Linked DNA regions of Homo sapiens: region 2 is linked to region 1. Evidence: read pairs that join two places in POLR2A ChIA-PET (ENCODE). Cell type or tissue: OCI-LY7. All regions are shown on one strand. Links, peaks and the distances in the headings refer to the core of each region. The heading gives the core; the rest is flanking DNA. Region 1 overlaps ADPGK (ADP dependent glucokinase). Region 2 holds the start of PKM (pyruvate kinase M1/2).

Region 1 (2,904 bases), core at 296-2,795:
CTAAATAACATACCTCTAAGTAGTCCATGAATGGGCTATTAAATGGCACATCTCAATAAATCAAAGGGATATTAGTATTTTGAAATGAATGAAAATAAAAATAATCCATCAAAATCTTTGGGATGCAGCTAAAGCAGTACTTAAGGGGAAATTTATAGCACTAAACCCCTATATGAGAAAACAGGAAAGGTCTCAAATCAATGATTGTAGCTTCTCACCTTAAGAAACTAGAAAAAGAGCAAGTCAAATCTGAAGCAAGCAAAATCCAATGAAAATAGAAAAACAGAGAAAAATAAATTCACCAAAAGCTAATTACTTATTAAAAAGAGCAATAAAATTTATAAACCTCTAGCCAAGCTGATCAGGAAAAAAAAGAAGATACAAATGACCAATATCAGGAATGAGAAGGAAAACATCATTACAAATTGTAGAGATCTTAAAGGAATAATAGAATACCATAATTAACTTTATGCCAATAAATCCAACAACTTAGATGAAACAAATTCCTTGAAAGATACAAACTACTAAAGCTCATTTAAAAAAAAAAAAGGAAAATCTGGATTTCCCTATATCTATTAAAGAAATCAGTTATTTAAAATCTTCCTACAGAGAAAACCCTGGGCCTAGAAGGCTTCACTAGAAGGCTTAAATTCTATAAACATTTAAGGAAGATACAATACCAATGCGACACTCACTCTGTTTTAAAAATTGAAGAAAGGGCCAGGTGTATTGGATGAATCCAAGCACTATGGAAGGCTGAGGCAGGTGGATTACTTGCAATCAGAAGTTGGAGACCAGCCTGGCCAACACAGTGAAACTCCCTCTCTACTAAAAAATACAAAAATTAGCTGGGCATGGTGGCACACACCTGTAGTCCCAGCTACTCGGGAGGCTGAGGCATGAGAATCACTTGAACCTGAGAGACGGACATTGCAGTGAGCTGAGATCGCCACCACTGCACTCCAGTCTGGGCAGAGCGAGACTCCATCTTAAGAAAAAAAAAAAATTGAAGAGAAGATAGGTGTGGTGGCTCACACCTGTAATCCCAGCACTTTGGGAGGCTAAGGCAGGCGGATCGCTTGAGGTCGGGAGTTGAGACTAGCCTGGCAACATGGTGAAACCTCAAGTCTACAAAAAATACAAAATAATTAGCTGGCTGTGGTGACGTGTCTGCAATCCTAAATACTCAGGAACTCGGCTGAGGTGGGAGGATGGCTTGAGCCCAGGAGGCAGAGGTTGCAGTGAGCCGAGATCATGCCACTGCACTCCAGCCTGGATGACAAGGCCAGATCCTGTCTCTCAAAAAAAAAAAAAAAATTGAAGAGGGGGAAACACTTTCCAACTTATTCTACAAGGCCAGTATTGCCCTGACAGCAAAACCACAGACATTACAAGAAAAGAAAAATACAGACCAATATTATTCTTGGGCATTGATGTAAAAATTTTAAACACAATTTTAGTAAACTGAATATGTGAAAAGGATAATGAATACATCAGAACAAAGTAAGCTTTATCCTAGAGATGCAAGGTTGGTTTAATATGTGAAAGTCAATATAATTACCATATATCAAACTAAAAAACAAAAAACCACACAATAACCTCAGTAAATGCAGAATTTGACAAAAGCATTTGACAAAATAAAATAACTATTCCTAATTCTTGCCTAATTCCACAAGTATATATTTTTTTGAGATGGAGTCTTGCTCTGTCGCCCAGGCTGGAGTGCAGTGGCGCAATCTCGGCTCACTGCAACCTCCGCCTCCCGGGTTCGAGCGATTCTCCTGCCTCAGCCTCCTGAGTAGTTGGGACTACAAGCGCCTGCCACCATGCCCAGCTAATTCTTTGTATTTTTAGCTAAGACAGGGTTTCACCATGTTGGCCAGGCTGGTCTTGAACTCCTGACCTCAGGTAATCCGCCTGCCTCGGCCTCCCAAAGTGCTGGGATTACACAAGTATATTTTTTAAAGGCACGGTTCCTCTCCTGAAATTTGGCTTCTATTCTATCATTCCACTAAACCTGCCTTTACTATATTCACCAGCGTCTATTTCAAAGATGCAATATAGCATGGCTATTAGGAGAATGGATTCTGAAGCTTGACTACTTGGGTTCAATTCCCACTCTACTCATTATCAGGTATGTGATTTTCACCAGTTTTAACTTCTCCATGCCTCATTTTTCCTATCTGCAAAATGGGGATAATAAAAAGACTTCCCTTATAGGGCCCTATGAAGATTTAAATTGGTTCATACACATTTAAAGCACCTAAAACTTAAAACAGTGCCTGGTATATGGTAAAAAACTATAGAAGGAAGTGCCAGCTATAATTACCACCTCTGGAAAATACCTAGTTCTTAATCTCTGTAGTTCTCAGATGATCTCTCAGTCCATGTTGAGAAGCATTTCAGAAAGTTAAACTGAGTCTCTTTGAGAGTGCATACAGGGTGAAGTAAAGGCAGAGCCTGACACTTGAATCCTGACTCTATCATTTACTAGCCAGGTGCCCCTGGGCACCTTACTTAGCCTCTCTAGACCTCTGTCTTTGAAATCATAAGACTGTTGTGAGGATTGAGTAACAGAATGCTTCTCTTTCCTCAGTCTCCTACCAAAGCCAGACCTGTTTTATTAGAATGCCTTCCAATCAGACTGGTCCCAGGACCAGCTACTCCAGAGACCAAGAGCAAATGCTGGTCCCAGGGGAGGTCAATACTGAAAGGTCAATCTTGTACTCAGCCATGACCGTCCTGGGTATTGTCTTCCCAGAGGGCAGAATTATTTCTCAGGATCAGGAGGGTGGCTTCTTAGGAAACCATGAAAACTCCTGGGATTCTGATGGGAATGGCCTGGGCTCTCTCTAAAGGGCTTATGATCAATCTCCTTTTCTTCCACCCATTAGCTGGTAATAT
Region 2 (2,904 bases), core at 196-2,695, 540 kb before region 1:
GCGTTCCACAATCAGGACGCATTTGTTAAAAAATGTGCCGGATAATTAAAAAAAAAAAAAAGAAAGAAAAAAGAAAGGAAAAGAAAGAAACGTGCCGGAGAGGCGCGGAACGGGCGAGGGCCAGGAGGCCCCAGCAAAGCCTGCAGAGGTTTATCCCGCCCGTTACGAGGCCCAAGGCCATCGCCCGGTGAAGCGGGGTGGGCCCTGGGCGCGGCCGCTACGTGCAGCCCGGCCGCGGCGAGATGGAGCGTGGTCCCTGGCGGCCACCCGGCAAGGGCCGGTCGAGCTCTCGGGCCCCGAGCCATTCCCAGGCCCTCGCAGGCCGCCCATCTAATCCCGGCCACAGGGGACGGCACCGCGCCGCAGGGGCAACCGCCCTGCCTCCCGGCAGCGGGGCAGGCCAACGTTACGTAAGTCTCCAGCTGCCCCCGGGCCGCCGCATCCCGCCCGCCGCGCGGGGCACCCAGCCCAGCCCTCCGCCCGCCCGCCCCGGACACGGGGCCTCAGCACCGCCCGAGCCTGCTGGGAGCTGGGAGGCGGTGATGGAAAAGGGGGGTGGGACCGCGCTCGGAGACCGGAGCAAGTGGGCGGGCGCGACCAGAGCAGAGAGGGAGGGAGGGAGCGGACACGCCAGGCGAGGAAGGGGATGCGGGGGAGCGGACGTGACCAGCAAGCAGGGGGAGGGGCGGCGAGAGGGAACTGGGGCGCGGGAAGGGCGGTCGCGCATGAATGGAGAATGGACGCGGGAGGGGAACCAGAACGCAGTTTCAATGAGTTACACAGAAAGCATTAGAATCAGGGGACACGCACAGCTTGAAGAGGAGGGGGTGGAAGGACCAGACTTAAGGAGGAAGAGGGGAAAACGAGCACGGAACAGGCGGCGCGGAGAAAGGGGAAGCAAGGGTGGAATCAATCACGAGGGACCGAGAGAAGGCAGGCGAGGATGGAGGCGCATTGAGGATTGGGGCAGGAGGAAGAGGATGGGACCAGAATGAGGGGGTAGGGCTGGGGCGGGAAAGGAGCCGGCGGACCCGCCTGATCTGGAAGGAACGGCGCTGGGGACTTCTGAAGAGCAGGCCCCAGGCGTGAGGAGCCGTTCTCCTCTCTCTGAGCTCCACTGCATCCCAGACGCCCTGGATCCTGCGCCGCCCTGCCTGCGTGCCCGGGGCCGGCCGGCGCGCCGGGATTCCGCACTAGCCGGGCGACTGGCCCTTGGTGGGGACTGATGGCGTAGCCTCCTGCACCGCTCACCTCCGGCGCTGACCGACTCGGGCTACGCTGCAAAGACGAAGAGATCCGGAGCCACGGCGCGTGCAGCTGCTGTGCAAGGAGCCACTGCCTCAGCCTCAAGGTTATCCCGCTGCGGGCCGCCGCAATCCCTCCGCCGCCCCGCCCTCTGCCCAATCCCGGCTCCGGGCGACCCGGGCCCCGCCCCCTGCGTCCCCGCGGGCGCAGTCACCTTCAGGAGGAAGCGCGGCGGCGGCGGCGGAACGCGCGGGCAGGTTGCCCTTTCGGTGGGACTAAATTCTGCGGCGGAAGGACACAGATTCAGAGTCACATTTTAAGAAACCTGATGACCAATGGGGACGCGGCGGGGCAACGGGGCCCGCCCCCGGAGCGACTTTCCTCCCAGACCCCCGGGCGCCGGGCCACCTGTTGCCGCCAAGTTGGGCTGCCAGATGGGGTGTCTTTTCTTGGCTCTCGGCCCAGGCCACCCCAGCTGTCCCGGCCTACCTGGGCAGGGCCCAGATTTATGGGTTCCGGGGCAGCATTCTCCCGGCCCCGCCCTGCCACTCCCCACTCCTCCGGGTGTCTGCTCTGGCGCACCCTCGGAGACTGAGCTGAACGGAAAGTTGGGGAGAGCTGCAGACTTGTGCGTGGTTGGAGGTCCTGGCCGCCTTCGGAGGGGCTCTGGCACTGGAGCGGCAGTAGGGAGAACTAGGGACTGCGAAGTGGGCCTGGAGCGGGAGCGCGAGGCCGTTTTCCTCTTAGGACCATTCATTGTGTTAGGACCGCGGAACAAGGAAGGACCGGTTGGGGCCATGTGAATAATTTAGTAGGGTCTGGAATCCTGCAGAGCGAATGCCTCAGAGTAGAAAGTAAATAGACGGTGTTGATATTAGCGCAGAGCTGGGCATCTGGAAATATCAAGTCAGAACATTAGGGCCGATAACCTATGCAGGAGTCAGCATTTCTGTTTTCACCTTTGTCGTGTTTAAGTCAGTATTGTTGGAACTTTTCTTACATTTTTCTACAAGACATTTTCTGATTTCCCAGTTGTTAGCCAGCAACTAATGATGCGAGCAGTTATCAATTAAACAGCTGTTAACTCTTGCCTTCATTCACAGATACAATGTTGCGCATTCAAAATGTGAAGACCGTTCTCTTAGGTTCTTTTTTTATTTTCCTGGCAAAAGAGACCAAATGGGTGTGACCTGCTCAGGCATACCCGCTGCCTGCAGCTGAATCACAGGCCTTCATTCGCTTCCTGTTAGCTCAGATAAGCTGGGAGGAGACAGTGACAGCCTAAAAGTAAATTTCTGTTTGAAGTGAGATAAAAATCTTTCACTTTCTTCTGTAAGTCTTTCCTGGTCCCTTTAGTTGTTGTTGGGAAGGAAATGCTTGATTATTAAGGTGGTGAAAGAACATGAAGTTGTTGAGAAGGAAAAAAGACATGCCCCCCTAGGGAGGGTTAGATTCCTCTCTATCAGAGAAAGAGGGATGGCATAAAAGTCCCTCCCTGGCCCCTGAGCTGAGGACAAACTAAGAACAGTGGTGGACAACACTGGGATGGCAAGGATCTGGCCGATGCTGGACTATATTGTATTTTAAAGTTCTAAATTGTCTGGGTGCAGTGGCTCACGCCTGTAATCCCAACACTTTGGGAAGCCGAGGCCGGCGAAT

Evidence for each region. Peaks named below come from ENCODE experiments on the same cell type or tissue, not always from the same donor. Only the 100,000 strongest peaks of a DNase experiment are listed, where the experiment ranks them.
Region 2: POLR2A ChIA-PET joins it to region 1 with 21 read pairs; 2 of 35 experiments call an interaction of 5 or more read pairs at or near these places.

The regions. Positions count from the first base shown.
Region 1 is chr15:72,767,675-72,770,578 of GRCh38, forward strand. All of the region lies in intron 3 of ADPGK (ADP dependent glucokinase), which reads right to left. Among named protein-coding and RNA genes, the nearest start is that of ADPGK-AS1, 14 kb to the right of the region's middle. In OCI-LY7, for the core only: no CTCF peak of the experiment used is centred there; no DNase peak of the experiment used is centred there.
Region 2 is chr15:72,229,865-72,232,768 of GRCh38, forward strand. It overlaps PKM (pyruvate kinase M1/2), which reads right to left and starts at 1,326. Exons shown (of 11, transcript NM_002654.6): 1 at 1,252-1,326. RefSeq lists silencers at 198-707, 1,268-1,767. In OCI-LY7, for the core only: no CTCF peak of the experiment used is centred there; DNase peaks (open chromatin) are centred at 677, 1,517 and 2,467; H3K4me3 peaks cover 2,500 bases; H3K27ac peaks cover 2,380 bases.